Regions from separate parts of the Homo sapiens genome. Here region 1 is linked to region 2. A link is a loop called in an ENCODE intact Hi-C map of the cell type or tissue named here. Cell type or tissue: PC-3. All regions are shown on one strand. Each heading gives the region's core, and the rest is flanking DNA. Links, peaks and the distances in the headings are about the cores only. Region 1 has its middle 8.5 kb from the start of HDAC9. Region 2 overlaps HDAC9 (histone deacetylase 9).

Region 1 (11,390 bases), core at 2,199-10,198, 59 kb before region 2:
TCAGATTGTGTCACCCCAGTATCCATTATAATACCTAGGAAATTTATTTTCATTCTAGGCTTTGAAAAGATGATAAAATGATGTAATGTGAGTTAATCAACTGCAGAATGGCTTACTTTCCTATATAGTTAAAGCAAAATTATACATGACAAATGATGAGTTGTGATATGAATCTTCAGTTCACCCCTCACTGTGGATCTAGTGTATACCTTTAGCATATGGAGCTAAGTCCAGGCTAGATTACTTGCCTTGTGTAGTCTGAATGCTTGAGGTTCAGTTCTGGATGGGCCACAGTATTGCATGAAGACTTTTGTCTGGTTGTTACTTCCTCATGTCCAGATCCTTGTAATTATTTGCAGAAAAATCATTATTAGCTGTGTCTGTAATGGCCTGTGGGTGACTTTATGTGCCAAGTCTTCACTACCAGCATTTTCAAAGGGCTTGGTTTCCTTCCAAGCCATTCATCAATTGCCTATCGCCACATCATATATGCCTTGAGGCATGATCATTCAGTCAGGAGCCTCTGTAACTCTGAGTGTGCTCTGCACTTTCTCTGCAAAATTAAGGTGATGGAAAAGATCATATTCTGCTTGTTCTGGCAAGAAGGGAAGAGGTCTGAACTGAAAACAGGGGCACAACCATGGACCCTCATGTGCCCTGTCACACTGTTAAAGAGTATCCCTGGCTGCTGAGCATAGTGGTGTGTACCTGCAATTTCAGCTGCTTGAGAGGTTGAGACAGGAGAATCACTTCAGCCTAGGAGTTTGAGACCAGCCTGGGCAACATAGTAAGACCTGGACTCACCAAAAAAAAAAAAAAAAAAAAAAAAAAAAAAAAAAAAATTCTCCTTGGCTGCCACGTCTCAGGGATTTTTTTTAAAAACTATTTTCCCCTTATGTGGATATTGTTTGTATTTTTGTCTTGATCTCAGTTATCTTCCAGCAATAAATACTTGAGATGTTATTAGAGTTATCAAATCTTACAAATGATTATTACAGAAGGATAGAAAATTGTATTGAAGGATTAAAACATAAATTAAGAAGAAAAGTAACTGAGCAATGCCCTTATTTATTTTTTTTCTTAGAGAAGCATCACACATTTTTAAGACATTTTTTTGGAATCACAGAGCATAACTTTTCTTCCTGGGCCATCGAATCAAAGCATTACCAAGGGAGCATTAACAGCTAGGTGTGCCTGGCTCTACAGCTCATGGGTGTCCTGTCCAGTGGCTTGCTGCCCTCTCTGGTCATGCCCACTTTGTGTGAACACTGAAGGCCCTTCTTCCCAGGAGCCATTGGAAGAACTAACACTTGTCAAAGCAAATCATATTTGTTATCTAAATATGAGGAAACCCTTAAAAACAGAACAAAGTCTAACGCATTACTCTATAAGACAGATTTTTTTGAAGTACTGCTCTGAAGTGTGACTTTTTCCACTGCTATATTAAGAATTAGCAAAAGAAAAAGATGGTGAATTATGCATTATATAGTATATGCATTATATACAGTAAATTACGCTTTATATACTACAAAGAAAGAAGAGAGATGCAGAAAATAATATGGAAGCTAATGGATAAGAAATATGTGCTTAAGTTGGGGCAAGAAAGTCAACTTTTGATTTCTGTGAAAGAAAACAAAGGCTTCAATGAGTATTATGTAAATGGGTGTCTCAAGAACAGGTAATGATTGCTGAAATGAGGGAGATATCATCTTAAGCAACTAGAAAGGACATGTGCGAAAGCATTGATATACAGACAGGATACAGTGATTTTGAAGAACCTAAGTAAAGATGAGAGCAAGGTTTTCAGAAAAAGCAGAATAAAGGAAAATAAACCCACAGCAGTGAATTGGAAGAACTTTGACCAGTAATCTGTTTGATAGTGGATGTGTTTTGAGGATTATTTATGACCTGTATCAGTAGGCATTGTTGTTATGATCATAGGAAAATCCTGGGAAAGAGGGTTTTTGGAATGAAGGGTGGCCATGTTGTCTAATGTGTCTTCTTACCCAGGTCGCCCTATGTTAAGAAGCTTAATTCTAGAAAATTTTAAATTGCTTCTGGATACACATAAGAACTTCTGGCAGAATTTTTCTCATCTGGAAATAAAGTCATTTAAAATTTTTACAAATCAAGTTCTTTCTGTTTTTTCATTTATCTCAAATTTTCTAAAACTGATGCTACATTGGCAATTCTGTTAAAGTTCAAAATTAACAAATTTTATTACCAGAAAGGCTTATATCATGACTGTCTAAACATTGTGTTATTGGCACAGATTCAAAATTCAAAATTTTGAGTATTATTTTAATCTTTCTGTTTTCTATCAACTGATTTGAATCACATACATTTAAATGTCTGAAGGCCAATATATTCTACTATGTAATGATCTACACAGTTTTGAGATGTTACAATAATTCATGATTCATTTGAAAGTGTAAAAAAGGGTACTTTAGTTTTACCCTAATGGCTAAATATTTAAAATACTGTTATGGGGCTGGGCATGGTGGCCACTGTAAGCCCAGCACTTTGGGAGGCTGAGGTGGGAGGATTGCTTGAGCCAAGGAGTTCAAGCCTAGGCAACAAAGCAAGACCTTATCTCTCAAAAAAAAAAAAAAAAAAAAAATTAGCCAGTCATGGTGGTGTGTGCCTGTAGTCCCAGCGCTTGAGGGGAGAGGATCCCTTGAGCCCAGGAGGTTGAGTTTGCAGTGAGCTATGATTACACTACTGCACTACACCTGGGTGACAGAGCAAGATCCTATTAAAAAAAAAAAAAGTAAATGTCTATAGGTATTGAAATACAAAGGTAGCCCCATTATCATAGAACTTGATAATCATGGGTTCTCATTTCTTAACCCCCATATTGGTTTAAGTTTTTTTGTTCATGTAATGCTATAAGCATGTTTTGAGTGAAGTGCATATTTTAAATGAAATCAAATGCCTGAAGTTTTTGAATATTATGTCTGCTGAGTGTTTTCTCCCTAGCTTTTGAAGGGGATAGCATTAACTTATGTTTGTGGATTCCCTGTTAATTAGCCCTTAGAACCATTTAGCTCCTAGATTTTAGTTTCGTTTAACTAGGCCTCGGTTTTTGAAGTCAACACATAATTATTCCTAATTGAAATAATGAAAAAGTATTAACCAGGCATGGTGATGCATGCCTATGTCTCAGCTACTCTGAAATCACGTGAGAAGATTGCTTGAGCCTAGGAGTTTGAGGCTTTAGTAAACTATGATTATGCTATTGCATGGCAGTCTGGATGACAGAGCAAGACCCCACCTGTAAAAAAAAAAAAAAGGAAAACGTAAAAAATTTTAGTTCATCTAGGGTTTTGAATTTAAAATAACTAAACTTGGGTTCCAAAGGGTCCCTTCTGCTTATAAGCAAGTACCATTGAGAATTTCCTTCAGACATAGCCAAAATAAGACAACAGTCCCTGCTTCATTACAAAAAACAGATTGTTACAGCTTCAGGTGAAATAACTAATGTTAGCTGATTGATTCTTAAATAGACTGTCCCTGCCATCTGGAGAGAAAACATTAGTTGGGGGGAACACATTGTTTACTGAAGATATTCCTAGGTTCGAATTAAATGACAAACACAGGCGTAATTCATTGTACCTAATGAAGGCTCTGTATTTCATGTGAGTGTTGTTATCAAGCTTCGTTTCTCATATTAAAATGTCAGATTTGGCTTTATAAAAAGAATATAGCAAATAGCCCAGCATATTCCACCACCTTCTTGTTCATTATTTCCATATCTTATTTGGCAGTTAGGAATCATTGAATCATTGAATATGAATGGTTTGTTTAGCAGCCTACAGAGTGATATTCATATGATGAAAATTTCCATTCTAACTTTTCATATTTAATTTATATATATTTATTATATATATTTATTTTTTCTTTAAGAAACAAAGCAGACTAATGATTTTTATGTTCTGTTTTATGATGTTTATAGCTGATGTTAGTTCGGCAATACAGAACTCAATTATCTTAGTTCAGAATACAGAATTCTAAGTAGTCCTTCAATCATTTAGTTCTAATTTATGTATTAATATTATATTATAATCATAATGACTACTGTATATTGAGTGCTATTATGTTATCATAATGCTAGGAACTTTATATTTACTGTTTCTAAATATTGAAGCTATACTGAAAGGCAGATGTTAATATCCCCATTTATAACATGAGAGAATTGTGACTCAGAAAGGCTAAGTAACGTATCCAAGTTGTACAGTCCTGCATAATAAGTGGCAGAGACAAAATTCATATCAAATTCTGTCTTAATCCAGGCCTCTTATCCATACAATAAGCCACATTATTTGAAATGTTATTGTCTTAGTCTGTTTTGTGTTGCTGTAATAGAATACCACAGACTGGGCAATTTATAAAGAAAAGAAATTTATTTACAGTTCTGGAGGCTGGGAAATCCAAGAGCATGGTAAGGGCATCTTGTGTGGCCTTCTTATTTCATCATCCCGTGGTGGAAGGCAGAAGGGCAAGAGAGCATGAGAAAGCAAGAGATGGCTAGATTTGCTTTTATAACAAACCCATTTATGATAATGACATTAATCCATTCCTGAAGGACCTAATCACCTCCTAAAGGTCTCACTTCTCAACACTGTTGCATTGGGAATTAAGTTTCCAACATATGAACTTTGATGGCAAACTATACCAGTTATATAGTTCTGTTTCATAAAAAAGAGATGCCATTATTCTCATGAATCAAATTTAAATTAATATCTGAAGCCAAAGTTTCCACATTTTCCAGAATATATCTCTCTGATCTAGAAAGTATATGATCATAAGGCCCTTCCTTCAAAAGGCTTAGACCATGTAGGATCTCTTTAAAGCTGAAAAGACAGCCTTCAACTCGATGACAATGTAAGGTGGAACTTCTTTTTATTAGAGCTTTGATGTTCTCAGAGTGTCTCATCAATGTGTTCTGTAGAAAAACTGTAATAGAAGCCAGTATGGCCGTTAGACAGAACCAGGGAGACCCTTAAGAGCATAGAAACAATTGTTAAAATTATTTTCAGTAAACATAGTTTCAGTATAGAAATGGAAATGTTTTAAGTAAATTCTCTGGAATCTTGAATATCTAATTCCTGTGTTTAATTATAGGAAAATAAAGCATAATATAATTTATAATCTCCATGTTTTATATTGATAATATGAAACATGTTTGGGTATAATTTCGTCCAGAAAAAATATTAGATTTGGGAAGGGTGGTAGGTAGAATGGGGAATGATAATGCAGAAGATGGTCAAAATTGTGTGCCTGACATTTATTTGTGAAAATAAGTATGAATGGAAGTGTTTAGTTATCAAATGTTTTATCTACATTTCTGTAGATTCATATGTATCTATTCAACCAACATGTGGCTTTGCCAAGGAGATCATCTTTGGAGAGTGTTTTGGGGGATGAAAAGGATTTACTGCTTTTAGCTCCAGAGAATATGGTGCACCAGCAAGGGCTTCTATCTCCCTTCTGTGAGCTCACCAAATGCAGAGACTTTTATATTGGATATAAGGAAAAAGATACAGAAGTAGGCTGCTTATAAAAGAGAGTGATGCCTAAAATAAAGGCATTGAAAAGTTGAAAATAAAGGGAAAGAAAAATATCTACCAGGCAAATGTGAATAAAAAGAAAGTCTGTTGTAGTAATCTTGAGGCAAAAGTCATCATAAGGGACAAAGAAGGACATTATATACTGGTAAAATGAAAAAGAATTTCCCAAATGAAAAAGAGTGAATACAAGAACATCATGTTCAGAGACATGGAAAAATGAAAAATTTGGGTAATATCCAGGAATTGTGTCTGTTGCATGATGTTTGCAAAAGAAAGTTAGGGGTTGAACTCCTAGGTCAGGTGGTTGTCAAAACTTGAATGGCCTTAGAGTGTGTTTGCCTCTGTTCTTGGCACTGAAATAAGAGAAGTCCTGAAGTAGAGAAGATTCCATAACCATAGGATGTATAATATAAACTTAGTGATATGGCCAGTTGTAAATGTTTGTATTTAGTTATATGCCATTGCTATAAATACTTTTGATCTGTTGAAACATAAGTAAAATATGTTTTAGGTACTTGCTATTTCTTAAATTCAATAGTTCACACCCAATTAGATCGAATTATGAAGTCAGAATTGAATTGCAACATTAACCAAAAGTTGTTGCTATTTTCAGAGGCTAGCTTTCTAGAATCCTCTTGATTTAAATTGGTTATAGATCATGGTGTGGTATGCCACGTATCAACTTGACTTTTGTAGCAAGAAATGATGTAAAAAGCTCTGGGTTGACTTTTGGTATCTGCTACAATTATGTTAGCAAGTAGTAACTTAGTCTTGTCACAGCTCTCAAATGTGGTATATATTCAGATGCTACACATGACAGAATTTTTGGTGTTCAGAATTTCCAAGTTGATAAATATTAAATGTGCAGCTACATAAGAAGCAGACTTATTTTGTGGAATAAAATAAACTTTTGATTCATACCAAGTAGTGAAGATCAGAATGCTAATCCTTAACTGGACTTCTAGAATTTTTTTATTTTCATAGTCCTGTAGCTAAAAATAGTCTTTTCTTGAAACAGAGCTTTCCATTAAGTTTCTGATCCTGTGAACACCTTGTATGTACATAGCTTAGTCAACATAGGATGGGTTAGTCAGTGTTAACTTGCATTTCAAAGTAGACACTGTTAAATAAAGAAAATAGTGCTTCATTATTCAGCATGAACCATTACGTGTCACTTAAAGGAAAAGCAAGGTTTTCTAGTTGATATGTACTGATACATTCAGGCATATGTAGTACATATACTAATGCAAAATGATGTTAAGTTGCTTAGTTATCTTATATGAAACATTAGTTTTAGGGTCACAGAAATGCTGTTTATACGAAGTATAAAAATTGTGTTATAAGTTTCTGTAGTGACCTTTGAAGGGAGGCAAAGTTGGGTCTGAAGCTGTAATATATTTCTTCTAGAATTTTGAGCGCAAATGGTGTATTCAGTGAAATTCATGAGTTAAAGATAGAGCATGAAGACATTAGCCAATGCAGCTTATAACCAGAGTTTTCTGGAAGCTCTGTCATGACTACAAGGTTACTAGTAGTACAAGGTTCATTACTGTAAAGCAGAGTTACAAACACATTTTTATATTTTCTTAGTGCTGATATCTGCTATAAATGCCTCACAAGAAAGATATTTTAATACTTTGTTCATTCAAATTGTACTAGATAATGATGGTCACATTGAGATCATTTATGCTACAGTCTGATGCCAAGTCTTTTTCACTGGTTGGTCTATGTTGTGGGACAAGAACAAGGCAAAGGAAATGCAAAAAGTGAAAGTGCAATTAAACTGCACTTGCTTTCAATGAGATTCTTTATTCAGTTATATACTTAGCTTTTAATTATGGTTTATTTTTGTTATTAAATTAATATTTTAATAAGAAACTATATAAAATGAATAACAATGAAATATTAGAGGTTGAATAGTATGTTAGTGATTTACTCAAGATCAGTAGTCACTTAATAGGTTCATCTGAAGAAGGAATCATTTATTCATTGCAGAAATATTTATTGAGTGACATACTATGTGCCAGACATTATGCTAAGCTCTGGTAATACAGGAGAAAGCAAAATGAACTATTTTTTCAAGTTGATGCATGAAACTTTTTATAACTCTGAGTAAATAATTCAACATTTAATCAATTATATAACTTTCTTTAGAATTTATACAGTTTCTTAGAAAAACAAATGAGTAACAGCTTTTCAACATTTTAATAATCATGAATTAAAGGTCCATAGGAGGATATTTTTAATAATCAGTTATAGTAATATTAGCTAGTATTTATTGAATACCTATTTGCCAGGTATTGTATAATTCTCTATCATCCTTATAACAATCCTGAGAAATTTATTATTTTGAATCCATGCTTATAAATTAAAATTTAGGGAAGACTTGAAGAAAATTTAGTTACAGAGTTTCTTATCAAACTGTATAGTAATCACCTTGATTGTATTGCTTCTAAAACTGAAAATTCCATGAAAGTAGGGCCTGTCTCATTCTTGTATACATTTATATCTTCAGGGCTTGCACTGTGGCTGTGAAATAGTTGATATTCAATATATGAAATAACTCACTTTCATAGAAAAAATAAACTTCCCTTGATTCTATCAAAAGACTATTAAGTTTTCCTTATCTCTAATTACAGGACTGCACAGGGCCATATTGATTTCTCCTCCTGTGCTGGCTGCCTTGAGTGCTGCAGAGAGGGGCTGATGTGCAACTGGAAAACACTCAGAAAAAAATAGAACCTGGAACAAAATGGCTGAGCAGGGAAAAGCTGTGCACACATGCCCATCATCTTAAGAGTACAATGCTGCTCTCATTCGCAAGCTAGAGGATCCCTTTCTTAGCAATCCACCTTAGTCTTTCATACTCCGAATATTGATAGCCTTGTTCTTACCTAGCCTTACCTAGTCTAATTATTTTCATTTTTAAAAATTGTTCTCTAAAAATGTTGGCTAATTTGAAATCACACCAAAAGATACTTTATTCTTTTATATTTTTGCTGTGTAACTCCTGCTTTTGAAAGGATGATCTCATCTTATGGTTCTCAAACTTTATTGTGCATCAGAATTACTTGGAGGGCTGATTAAAATACAGATTCCTTCCAGAGATTCTGACTTACTCGTTCTGGGGTAGGAACCAATAAATTGCACTTCTAGCAAGTTCCCAGGTGATTTTGATCCTCTGTAATCCTCTAAAAATAGAATAAATCTTGGCTCAACACATCCCATTTGAAGGGAAGAGTTATTTTCAATCACTGCAAGGCCAATGATTCTAAAGTTTTTGTTGTCGTTGATTTGTTTTGCTTTCAAATATAACAGTCTCCCTGAAATTTCAATGCCAACGTGATTTCTCAGACCCTTTACCTGCTGTAAAATCTTGCGTCAGATGAGGAAGATTTTCTCAGAAGACCATTTGTTATCTAATTAGGCTTTCTAAGTGGGGAGAAATCACTTGTTAATTGAGTATCCCTTATTCACATAGAATTGATGATGTTCCTCTAAGAAATAGAAAATTCAGATAAATAAGGTCTTGAGTTGGAACAAAAATTAGTACACTGTACTTTCCCCTCCATCCTATTCCTTGGAGGTCTAAGGGAATCAAGCTCACTGACTGCAGGCAAATGCATATAGTTTTATTGCTTTAACAATAGTTTGAGGAATGTGAGGTTGGGAGAAGAGGTAACATCAATGAGTGAGTGAGTGAGTGAGTGAGTGAGTGAGTGGAGGAGCAGCAGTTATTGGTGAGTAATTTGCAGCATACTACAATTGTAGAGCACAAATTCGGTATTTGAGGTAATTAAGTTTTAAATCTTACTTCATTTACATTCCAGAATCATAGGGTTTGTTAATACATGAAAAGTCTCTGCTTGATTACAGATGAACTGATGATATATCATTGTGGTAGAATAAATTGGGTTACATTACCTCCTTTGCTTGTTTCCAGTTATCAACTGAGATTGATTTTAGAAGAAAGCCTATTATAATCCAGAAAAATACAACTTGAACTCCATAATCTCAAGTGTTGAAATCCCAAAAGATGAAAATATAATTCTGAAAGAAATAATAAAACATTCTTTATATTTATTTACATTTTAAAAGGGGGTTTATTTGAGAAAAATTAAAACAAAACAATACACTGTACACGATAAAATAAATAATGGCACATATTTTTACAAGCAAAAACACTCAGGTATACTAGCAACAGTCACACCAGTATAACAGTTATGATGCAGACAAACCGTATTTATAAAGAAATAGGTCAAAAATGGAAATGTATAAATGCATATCACTGTGGTTGATAATTGTGTGCACCCAGCTTTATATAACTGTAGTCATCTTAAATTTCCGGATGAAGAAGCTAAGCTTTTTGGCAAGATGGATCAAAAAATTCAGTGGGTCAACAACACGCATATAGTTACCCAAAGAACCGAGATCCTGATAAATTTTCTTTCACAAGCGCAGATGTACAAAATCTTTCTTTCATTTATTGAAGAAATTTCGACATGTTTGGGTTCAGAAGTACTGCTTATATGCAAAGTCAACGTTGTGATAATGCAGTTCTCGTGGAATCAAATTTCTGATGTCCAAGGCATTCGAAGAGAAGCCTGCCCTAGTTCTCAGACAGAAACCAGTTCACCTCCTGTGTCTGTTCTATATGGGTCCCCGGCAGATCGGATGGTGCCTGCTAACATTGAGGGGAGATCTTCTTCACCTAATCCACTCAAACTCACACTAATGTCATCTGGAAGCACCCTCACAGACACACCCAAAAAATGCTTTAATAGGTTTCTAAGTATTTAATCCAGTGACATCTCAAATTGAATCCACAGGTCCACCCCTTGTCAACTTGGCTCCCGTAAGTCTCTCCTTAACCATACTTAATTTCCAAGTAAAGACTGTAACAGCCGCCTAACATGATGCAACTAACATGATGCAATAATCCTGCATACGACCAAAAACTAATCGCTTCACCAGAATGCAGCTTTCAAGATTTCATATTTGAGATTTTAATATTTCGAGATTGTTATTTTCAGGATTGTAGACGTGAGAGATTTTAGACCTAAGGGATTTAGACCTTAGGGATTTTGTATCTTTTCAGATTTCAACATTCAGGATTATGGCATGTGGGATTGTGTCTTTCAGGATTGTGATCTAAATCCATTTTAGAAAAGGTCATTGTGAGCTAGAGGTCTGAGGATATTTCTGGAAATATTTTGGTGCCATACAGGTTTTTTAATACTTTTTTTTTGCTTATATGTCTGCATAGAAAGAAATTGGATTATGGTAACTTTGAAATAACATTTTACATTAGGATTTAATTCCCACTTTCATTTACTATTAAATTGAGAACCTGAGATTTTTTTGGCCCTTGTTACTTTTTTTACCTTTTTCTTTGACCTATGTGTATATAACATATAATATTTGGATTAGTTTGCAATAAATGCTTACTTAATTGAATTTGAATTTGTTACATTGAAACTTTTTAAACTACCCATCTACCTAGCCTGACATTTGTATTAGCTTGTTATAGTTCTTGTAATAGAACATATATCTTTTTCCCCCACATTAGTAAACTGTAGTTTTATAAATACCCCAAAAGAAACTGAGTCACATTTCTTTACTAACATTACTGAGATGATGTGGGAAGAATTAACTCAACATTCTTAATAATGGAAATATGGTAATCAATATAGTTGATGGTTGTTTTGATGATACTTATTTTTCTTCTGAGAAACAAGTGGGGTTTTTTGTAAGTATCCAATGTCTTTTCACTCTAAAATATTTTTTCATTATCAAGAGTTAAATAAAAGAGAAGATGGC
Region 2 (11,390 bases), core at 1,983-9,982:
CATACTAAATACATGGCATCTATAGTGATGGTTATTTAACTTTCCCAGCTGGAAATAGCATTAAGTGTTTCAAATATCCAAGGAACCGTGTTTTTTTTTTTTTTTTTTTTTTTTTCTGATTGAAAATACAACTGGTTATAACATTTGTTTTTTTCTGGAAGCAGATAGCCTTTGCCATGCCTTCCAGTTGGCACCTTGCCCCTTGCTAATATGCATGGATGGGTGCCTTTTGCTTTGCAGCCTGCCAGTAGAACGTGACCTTGGCAGCCCGGTGTGCCAGCCAAGATTCCAGAAGAGCGAAAGTAGCTCTTAACTTCTTGAAGAAACTCTTTGAATCACCAACTATGCCTTGCCATATCTGTCCACATGGTACTAGTCCTTTCACAAGGGGCTCCCAAGCTAATGACTCTAATTGGGGCTCAACTGTCTCTCTAATACATTCTTTCCTTAATTTTATGTTTTTCTCTGGTTGGAATTTCCTAATGTCTAAAATATTCCATTCTGTGTTACTCAGCAACGATCTTATTTGCTTGCAAGCATTGTGGTGACAAACATAATAATTAATTATGTGGAATTTTGTTTAGAAATATTTTTGTTGGAACAGAAACAGGAATTCTATATCTGTACAGTGACTGAAATACAAGGGCCCTCTCTAAATGAATTATGTGTTTAAATGTTCAGATTTTATAGTCTATTTAATCCTGTAAATCTTAATAATAAATTTGATGGCAAGCAGACTGTGAGTGGAATTTTAGATAACAACATATGTTCATAGTGATTCATGAAAATGTAATCCTTTATGGTAAATCTGTATTATTTATACCAAATCTTTCTCTCTGGCCTAGACCGCTTTTTTAAATTCCAGACTTCCTACAGATATATCCATTTAGATCAGGGTTTTTGAGATTTGATGCTGTTAACATTTTGGACTGGCCAGTTCTTTGTTGTGGGGTGCCATCCTTCCCATTGCAGGATGTTTAGCAGCGTCTCTGGCCTCTACGCCCTAGATGCCAGTAGCACAACACTCCACTCTGTGGTGACAATCAAAAATGTCTTCAGAAGTTGCCATAAGACCCCGGGGCAATAAAATCATCTCTATTCACGAACCACTGATCTCGATGTTCTATAGGCTTATGAAAAATGACATATACAAAATTAAACTCATTTTCCCCTTAGAGCTTCTCCTACAGAGGGGTTAGGAGCATATCTGAAGCAAACTCTGCCTCCCTGCTTTGATAGCTGTGGAACTTGATCAAATTACCAACTTCTCTATACCTCAATTTCCTCATCTCTAATATAAATACCTTAATAAAACCTCCTTCATATGACTGTTAGGAGGATTGAATGAACTAATATGTATAAAACATTTAAAGCAGTTCCTGGCACATAGGATGCCTAAGTTAATATTTGAATAATCAATTAATACTATTAAATGTTAGCAATAGTCCTACAGTACAGGAAAATTCTAAGATTTTTCTTTGTATAGAATATGTGCAGATACTTTTTTAAAAAGATTAATAAGTGACAGTAAATACATGCAACAAAGCTCAACATCATTAATAATCAAGAAAACACAAAATAACATCATGATATATAAATCTATTAAATTTGGAAATATTTTTAAAAATACTTCATATTAATAAGATTGTGGCAAAAGGCCCTGTACTGTACTGATGGGAGAATATGTGTCTGTTTTCTTTCTGGAGGATCAGTTACCACTATGTATCAGAGCATTAAAATATTTATAGTCTTTCACAGAGTTAATCTAGCTCTAGAAATTTATCCTAAGTGTGTAATATGTTAAAAATTAATGAAGTATATTAATTACTGTTATTTATAATGGCAAAATTAGAAGCTACCTAAAATCTCAATAACGGGAATGAAGAAATAGCTCATGGTATATTTATGTCATGCAATATGTAGATATCACATTTTACAAATAATAAATTAGGAGAATGCTCCGACTATGGTAATTCTTAGTTCAAAATGCCTCCATCACTTTCAAGATAATAATAGAAATATTTAAGTGTGCATTATCATGCACACATAAACATACACCTTTTAAAGTTATTTTTTGACAGACCCTGTGTATTTATCGAGTCATTTTTTCTCTCTAGGTTTCCTTCCAAATTCTCTACCCACACACCTTAAGAGATTCTGATACATCATAAATAGAGGGACATACATCTTTACATGAAAACGACATGGAAGATTTTCTGAGGGACATGTGAATGGTGAATTTGCATGATGTGGAGACCCAAAATGGCTGAGGACTGCTGCTCAGTGCCCCAGCTCTGTTCACTCGCCTAGAGTTTCCTCAACAAGCCCTGCTGCTTCTGTCTTCTGAGCTCTGACCCACCAAGCCATTTCCTCTACTTGGAGTGCTTTCCTTCCCTTTCTGCTTTTCCCTTCTCAAAACCAAGCTAAAACATTGCCTGCTCTATGAAACTTATCCTATCACCCTGTTCAGATGCACATGCCTTTCTTCTCTACTTTTGTGACACCACATGCAGATCTGTTCATCATATTTTCTGGTATTCATTTGTTTAAAAATATGAATTGAGATACCACTAAATGCCAGATGCTATATTAAGTGCTAACTACAGTCTTGGTGAACAAAAAGGTAAAATTTTCCTGCTCTCGTGGGGCCTGCATTCTTATGGAGGAGATGGAATATATTTTTTAAAACATAAAATCTAAATTTATTTTGAGGTGATTTTGATCAGCACCTCAAAGAAGCAAGAGGGTGAACAGCAGTAATATCTGAGGGACAAGCATTCTAATTATAGGGAACAGCATATTTAAAAGTCCTGGACTCGTTCAGTGTATTTTAGGAAAAAAAAAAAAAAAAGAAAAGTGGCTTACAAGGTTGAGACTAGCAGAAGTGCAGCAAGAAATGTGACCAGGAAGACACCAAGATGCTGTATGATAAAGTCCTGAGGCCACTGTAAGATCTTTGGATTTTAATTTAAGTGTGTAGAATAACATGATCTTATTTACGTAGTAAAATACTAAGAGGCAACCTTCTGGCTGCTCTGTAAGAAGGGATTGTAGGACCCAAAGTGAAAGCAGGATGGTCAGCTAGAGGCTGTCATGGTGATTTAGCTAATTGATGTTGCTGGCTTGGATCTAGGTGACAACACTGGAGGTGGGGAGAAGTTATCAGATTTGAAGGATATTTTGAAGGTAGAGTTGATAAAGATCTCATAGGTTTGGTATAGGTTAAAGAAAGCTAAGCCTCAAGGACAACTCTTTAAGTTTTGGGCTTCAATAATTGGATGGATTTTGGTGGCACTTTGGTGAATGCTGAGTGAAGGACATGTTTAAGAATGAAAACATGTTAATAGATTCTGGCTGTATTATTAGGTGTGAGATGCCAACCAGGCATCAATGTGGAGATGTTGAAGGGACAGTGTTTAGGAAAAGGGTCAGAACAGAGATATGTATTTGGGCATCATCCTCATATAGATAGTACTTAAAGTTATGATGCTGACATGCCTACCAGGGCTGTGAGCATAGTCTGTGAAGATACAAGTTCTGAGGTCTGAACTCTGGGACACTCCACCATTTAGGGAGCAGAAAGAGAGTCTAACAACAACAACAAAGATGAGTATGAGTGGTTAATGAATTAAGAGAACAGGAGGATGTGGACTATTAGAAACTAAGGAAAGACAGTATTTCAGGAAGGGGGAGCTGATCATCTAGGTCAAATACATAAAGAATTTACCACTGGATTTGCATTGTGGAGGTCATTGCCAAATGGCTACCTTTGTCAGAGCCATGATGCTATTCCTTGGCAAATGTTGACTTACTTATCTGTTTCTTCCAGGAAACCTGTGAACCTCACATAGGAGTGATTTTGCCCTCCAGGAAACCTTTGGCGATATCTGGAGACATTTTTGGTTGTCAAAACTGAGCGGTGGTGGAGTGATGCTACTGGCATCTAATGGATGGAGGCACAGGATGCTGCTGAACATCCTGCAATGCACAGAGCAGCTCCCCCACAACAAAATAATGATCTGGCTCCAAACGTCAATGGTTCCAAAGTTGAGAAATCCTGCACTAAACGTATGGTTCCCAAAGTGTGTGCTTAGACACCCCAGGGTGGACATAGGAGTGCCGTAGGACATTTTAAAGTGTGAATGGAAACACAGTGGCATCTGTCAAGCACTAAATGAACTACTAACTCAAGATAGTTCACAGTTTCAACATTAGCTTTCTTTTTTTTTTTTTAAATAATGTCTCTTTGTAAAACTTGGTTTTGGAAGTTGCTGTGATAAGAATCAAATACTTGGTGAATATCACTGTGGAATAAGAAGTGAGAATGGCAGTTTCCAATCTGACTTCAAGGTTTGTGAAGTTGGGTAGTGACCAGAAGTTGTTGAGTTTTTAGGACGTAAATAGTTATTAAATTGTTTGGACTTGACAACTCAAGAAACTCAATTATTAGGTATATCTTTTGGCCTAGGGGGTGTAGTAAAAAATTATGGATATGCCACGGGCACCATAAAGCAGAAGGCTTGAAACTGCTGGGCTTGACTTTAAGTTCCTTGGGAATAGGCATTGTGTATTAGTACTTTATATCTGCAGCACCCAAAACAGTGCCTGCTACAAGTGTGAGGTGCGAGAATGCCAAACAGATATCCATAAGGAGATTGAGGGAAATTTAATAAATTTAAGAAATAAAATGGCAGGTATGAAATGAATGAAAGGGCACATGTGCACTGTAGTGTCAAGAGAATTATATGTTAAGTGGCAAAATTCGACCTACTGGTTCACTATGCACTACAACATCCCTAAATACCTCCCTACTTATATAGGATAAAATAAGAGAGGGGAAAAGAATAAAGCTTGACTTTCTTATTCTTTGGCCTGTGAATCTCTAGACTAAAATTTCTTGAGTTTGGTGCAAGTTTACTTCCTCAGATTACATTATTTTTTCCCAATACAAATTTCTATTCTCACTTATATTATGCATATTGACAAAACTGTGATCTTATTCTGCAGGAATATGTGAACGGGAGTAATTTGAATATCTCCTAAATTTTTGGCTGCTTTTCTTCCTGCCCCTTTTGCCAAGCACTACATGCCCTAGCCTAATGATTGCATAGATGTTGGAAAGAGATGTTCTTTTTAGAGTTAGTGATTCTATTTTGTTTTTGAAAAAAATCTTTTCAGTGTAAGAATATGATTTCAGAATATAAACTTGTGGAAATATTCTTGGTATAGTGGCAAGAAGTCAGCTTTTAGAATGGGATATATAGTCCCATGCATCTCACTCTCACTGGGTCACATCTGGATCAAGGCATAAGGTTTCTTTGACTCTTAGATTTGTCACCTGTAAACTCGGAATACGAACTCTCCAAGTTCTTATGAGGATTAGACTAGTTAGCTGATGACAAGTACCTATCACAGTGCTTGACACAAGGAGATACTCAATAAATTATAGCTTCTCCTTATATTTCAACCTGACCTATCCTGACACCTTCTTTCTCCTTCTCATTCTCTTAGTCTTTTGTTTGACTTTAACACCTAGGATGAAGCTTATAGAACTTATTACCATTTTAAAATAGGCAAGTTGTTTGCTTTGTTGGTATTTTGTGTTGTATAGTGATGGGGTGGTATTTTCCCTATTAATAATGTAGTGCATCAACAAATGTAAATATATTCATAGAAAGTTCTCCAGCAGGGACAGAGTTGGAGAATCGCTGAGTCACCAGTCTCCCCTCACCTGAGAGTGTTCACAGTGAAACTTCTCTCCGTTGTGTGTTTTGTGGCCTTGCTTATTTGCAATGGTCTGTCCTGAAGAATTTGAGATTAGAGACCCCGTGGATAATCATATTCCAAGGTCACCAGTAAAACTAAATTTCTGTAATAGTTATAACTTCTACTAAATATTTTTGCTAGAGCAGCTAAAATGCAGTCTGCCTGTGAAATCTGGCTGACTTACCTTATTCAGCCTATAAAAGTTATGTTTACTCTACAGTGTAGTCATTTAAGTATGTAACAGCATTAGCCTAAAAACTATACATACTTTAATTAAAAATTACTTTATTGCTTAAAATTGCTAATGATCATCTTCACTGAGTCACAACCTTTTTTGCTGGCTGAGGGTCTTGCCTCAATGTCGATGGCTGCTGACCAATCAGGGTGGTGGTTGCTGAAGGATAGGGTGACTCTGACACTTTCTTTTTTTTTCTTTGAGACGGAGTCTCGCTCTGTTGCCCAGGCTGGAGTGCAGTGGCACGATCTCCGCTCACTGCAAGCTCTGCCTCCCGGGTTCAGGCCATTCTCCTGCCTCAGCCTCCCGAGTAGCTGGGACTACAGGCACCTGCAACCCCGCCCGGCTAATCTTTTGTATTTTTAGTGGAGACGGGGTTTCACCATGTTAGCCAGGACAGTCTTGATCTCCTGACCTTGTGATCTGCCCTCCTCGGCCTCCCAAAGTGCTGGGATTACAGGCGTGAGCCACCATGCCCGGCCGACTGTGGCACTTTCTTAAAATAAGACAACAATGAAGTTGGCTGCATCGATTGACTTTTCCTTTCATGAAAGATTTATCTACAGCAAGTAATGCTGATGTGGTTTCATAGCATTTGACCTACACTAGAACTTCTTTCAAAATTGAAGTCAATGCTTCTCAAACCCTGCTTCTGCTTTATCAGCTAAGTTTATGTAATATTCTGAATCCTTTGTCATCATTTCCACAGTGTTCACAGCATCTTCACCAGGAGTAGATTCCATTTCAAGAAACCCCTTCCTTCCTTCCTTCCTTCCTTCCTTCCTTCCTTCCTTCCTTCCTTCCTACCCTCCCTCCCTCCCTCCCTCCCTCTCTCCCTCTCTCCCTCTCTCCCTTTCTCCCTCCCTCTCTCCCTCCCTCCATTTGCATTCACAATTTTGTGGTTTGGTTCAAGAGGCCTTGCTCTCCACCTGTCTTGGCTGTCAACATGCCTTCCTAACTCAGCTTAATCATTTCTAGCTCTTGATTGAAAGAGAGATGTGCAACTCTTTCTCTTTCACTTGAACACTTAGAGGCCATTGTAGGGTTATTAATTGCCCTAATTTCAATATTCTTGTGTCTCTGTGAATAGGGAGACCTGAGGAGAGGCAGAGAGTCAGAGACTGACTGCTGGTCAGTGAAGTCGGAACACCACACACAACATTTACAGATTAAGTTCGCCGTCTTATATGGGTGTGGTTCGTGGTGCTCCAAAACAATTACACTAGTAACATCAAAGATCACTGATTACAGATTACCCTAACAGATATAATAATAATGAAAAAAAATTGAACTATTGCAAGAATTACAAAAATTTGATAGAGACATAAAGTGAGCACATGCTGCTGGAAAAATGACACTGACACACTTGCTCAAAGCCGAGTTGCCACAAAACATCAATTTGTAAGAGGAAAAATATCTACAAAGCACAATAAAGCAAAGCAAAATAAAATGAGATATGTCTGTAGTTGTATCTGGTATGTAATTAGCTCTTGGATTTATTGCTTTAATAAGTGTATGTGAGTCTATTGGTGTAACCTTCACTATGTAAAAAAAGCAACACTTTTGTAACACATTTATGACAAAGGACTCATATCTAAAATGTATAAATAACTCAACACTCAACAGTAAAATAAACAACCAGAGCAATAAGGAAATGGGCAAAAATATTAAAAGACTGTTCACTGAGGAGGATATACAAATATCAAGTAAGCACACAAAAATGTAATAAATATCAGTGGGTAAATATATATATCTCTATGATAATAGCTGGAATTCAAATTATAATGTCAAATGCTAGTGAGGATGTGGATAAATTGGAGCGCTCATACATTGGTATTGGGAATGTAAAATGATACTGCTATTCTGGAAAATAGTTTGGCTGATTCTTTAAAGATATAAAAAATAGGCCAGGTGTGGTGGCTCATGCCTGTAATCTCAGCACTTTGGGAGGCCAAGGCGGGAGGATCGCGAGGTCAAGAGATCGAGACTATCCTGACCAATATGGTGAAACCCCATCTCTACTAAAAATACAAAAATTAGCTGGGTGTGGTGGTGCGTGCCTGTAGTCCCAGCTACTCAGGAAGCTGAGGCAGGAGAATCGCTTGGACCTGGGAGGTGGGGGTTGCAGTGAGCTGAGATTGCACCACTGCACTCCAGCCTGGTGACAGAGCAAGACTCTGTCTGAAATAAATAAATAAACAAACAAACAAATTTACCATATAAGCCAGCAATTGCACTTCTGGAAATTTGTCCTACAAAAATTAAAACTTATGTTCGCACAGAATATTGTGCACAGTTGTTCACTGCAGCTGTTTTCATTTGAAATAACTCAAAACAATAAACATTCACAGTGTCCCTCAATAGCTGAATAGTTAAACAAACTGTGTGGTACATCCATGCCATGGAATACTGCATTGCAATAAAAATGAATGTACTGTTGATACAGACAACAGCTTGGATGGACCTCTAGGGCATTATATTGAAGGAAAAAAAGCCAATTTCAACAGTTTACATATGGTATGCTTCAATTTATTAACATTTTAAGGATGTTAACTTCCTGATTTTGATATTGTACTATTATTATATAAGATGTAACCATTGGGGAAAACTAGGTGAAGCTTTCACAGGATTCCTCTTTGTACTACTTTTGCAACTCTCCAAGAATCTATAATTATTTCAAAATAAAAAGGTGGTTTTTTTTTTTTGGTAAAGTCATATTTTATGCACACGCACACCCACACCCACACATACACACAGTTTCTTATGGGGAAATGTTATTTTGAAGTAAATTGGGAATGTAGGCATTTCATTTATTCTTTCCAAAATCATTTGTTTCTACTTTTGCAGGATTTTTTTTCTTCTTCCTCCTCTTTCTCTCCCTTCTCCCTAGTTCTTTTTTTTTTGTAGGATACTGAGATAGCTTACTTTTCTTGCTTAGGAATGCCTTCATTTTTTGGAAAGGCATTCTTTATTTTTTTTTTACCATTTTCAACTCAATTTTAGTTATTTAATTTTCCTGTCATTATAATTTGGATATATAACTTCTTTGAGAAGTGCAGATCATTTCATAGCTATCTCATTCTTTATAACTCAATCTTTTTGTTTTTTAACAGATTAGAACCTAAAGCAGAGAAAGTTAGTGATAGAAAGCATGAAGTAGAGTAACAAAACTGAAAACAGCCAGTTGCCCTACCAACCTGTTCTGCTCTATTCTTCTATTTTTTACTGTACTATATTCGATCCCATTTTTTTCGTTCCATTCTATGTTATGATTTCCCAACCTATATGTATTCCATTCATCCTGTTCTGTTCCATTCTATGCAATAAATATTTAATGAGTGTTTAGTATGTGGCAGGTGTTAGTCTATGTGGCTTGGCATGTACCAGTCAACACAACAGATAAAAAAATTGCTGCTCTTCTAAAGCTTACATTACAAGAGGAGGAGACAGAAACAAAACAGACTTAATTCGTAAGTAAATTTTAGAAGTTAGTGAGTGCTATGGAATAAAGAAAGAGTTAAGTAGGTGGGGGATATCAGGTGGGAATGGAGGGAAAGTTACAATTTTCAAACAGGGTAAGGTGTGAGAAACTGTAAGGAATTTTGCCATAAATTGATCTGAGCGATGCATTTTCTGATCACTAAGAATAGCAAGGCCAAAGGCACTAGGATGTGAGATGCCTGGAATGTTTAAGAAACAGCAGGGAGATCAGAGTGGCTGGAGTAGAGTGGTGAGAGGAGAGTAGGTGCAGGTGAGGTCAGATAGGAAAGAAAGATCTGACTACAAAGGGCTTTTGAAGGTGTTGGTTTTTACTCTGAGCAAAATAGTCAGCCATGGCAGGGCTTTCAGCAGAAGACCACATGATCTCAATTATAGTTTAGGACCCTAGCAATCCTGTTGAGAAAGACATTGGCTTATTCTATACTCTTAGCTGTGAAGGTAGAGAGAATTATTATTCATATTATTAACAACAACCACATACATCAAAAAACCCTCAGGATATTTTGAAGATAGAGTCAAAGGGATTTCCTGATGAATTTAATACAGATTGTGAGAGAATGGAAGGGGTAAAACATGATTCCAAGGATTTGGGCATGAGCATCTGGAAGGTTAGTGTTGCCAACAACCAATATGGAGAAGATGGCATATGGAGCAGGTTTGAGGGGGAATGTCAGGAGATCTTTTTTTAGATATGGTAACTTTGATATATCTTTTAGACATACAAGTAGACATTGCTTGTAGGCAGGTGGGTATATGAGTCTGGAGTTCATGAAAGAGATCCAGGGCAGAGATACATATCTGAGAGTTGCCAACACATAGTGATATTTATCATGAGATTAGATGAGGTTACCGAGGAAGTGACTATAGGTGGAGAAGAAGACCAAGAACTAAACCCCGGGGAACCAGAGTTAAGAAGTCAGGGAATAGACAAGGAACCAGAAAATGAGACAAGAAGCAACTAGTGAGATAGAAACCCTGACAATGTGTGTCCTCTCAGCCAAAAGAAGAATAAGTATCAAAAGCGATCCAATTACTAAACTGTGTCTCTTACCTCAGTGCAAATGTGTATGATGTGATTCAATATCTTCCTGTATCCCTAATTTTATTTTTATTCTATTTTTATACTGGAAAACAGGATCATTTTTTGTTTGAAATTTAGCCTGCTAAGAAAAAGTAGACTTTGTTGTTATTGTTGCTTAAGTTTCAAACAGAATCAACATTGTTTAAAATTGTTTTAAGAACTAGATTTGGTGTTAACAGTTTTTCTGTGGTGAGTCTGAATTTCCTTGAGCCGTTATTTACAGCAGAAGGTAACCACTACACTTATTCTAGGAGGCTGGATTGAAATGTATTTTATGTATTATTATCTTAGGAAAAAGATATTAAGCATCTTATCTTTATTATGATCACATTTGTTATTATCAGCATCTTCTATAGATAGTACTTTTTGAGGCTACATGTTATTGTGGACTTGTGCATTTTTAAAAGATTAAGCATTTGGCTTGGAATTATCAAGTAATCCTGTGTAGTAACTGTGATTAAAATTATACAGGAATTCATTTCAAACTGTGACAAATATATTGTAGCTTACACTCTTATTGAATTTGTTCATATATTTTATCAAGAATGTCAAGTATTTTTACATTAGGTTTATGTAGGTTTATAGGTGGAAATATAAATTATTAGTAATGCAAATTATGATCTTGAAAAAGTAGCTAGATTTTCAGGTTTTCCTTTTTTTTGAGCCTGCAGACTATTTGGAAATTAATTTGCATTTTTTTGGTGTGTATTTATATTGTCTTTTGCTTATATTCTGCATTACAGGATTCTGAGTTTCCACTTAATGAGTAGGCTTTACAGTACCCACAAATTACTGCAACAAAGTTAA

Evidence for each region. Hi-C counts contacts between places; a loop is a spot of excess contacts. Peaks named below come from ENCODE experiments on the same cell type or tissue, not always from the same donor. Only the 100,000 strongest peaks of a DNase experiment are listed, where the experiment ranks them.
Region 1: a loop joins it to region 2, with 1.9 times the contacts of the local background. A loop is called at or near these places in 14 of 110 quality-filtered maps.

What each region holds. Positions count from the first base shown.
Region 1 is chr7:18,481,576-18,492,965 of GRCh38, forward strand. It overlaps a transcript of HDAC9 not described here. Among named protein-coding and RNA genes, the nearest start is that of HDAC9, 8.5 kb to the right of the region's middle. In PC-3, for the core only: no CTCF peak of the experiment used is centred there; no DNase peak of the experiment used is centred there.
Region 2 is chr7:18,541,052-18,552,441 of GRCh38, forward strand. All of the region lies in intron 2 of HDAC9 (histone deacetylase 9), which reads left to right. Among named protein-coding and RNA genes, the nearest start is that of HDAC9, 51 kb to the left of the region's middle. RefSeq lists an enhancer at 9,474-9,975. In PC-3, for the core only: no CTCF peak of the experiment used is centred there; no DNase peak of the experiment used is centred there; H3K27ac peaks cover 3,298 bases.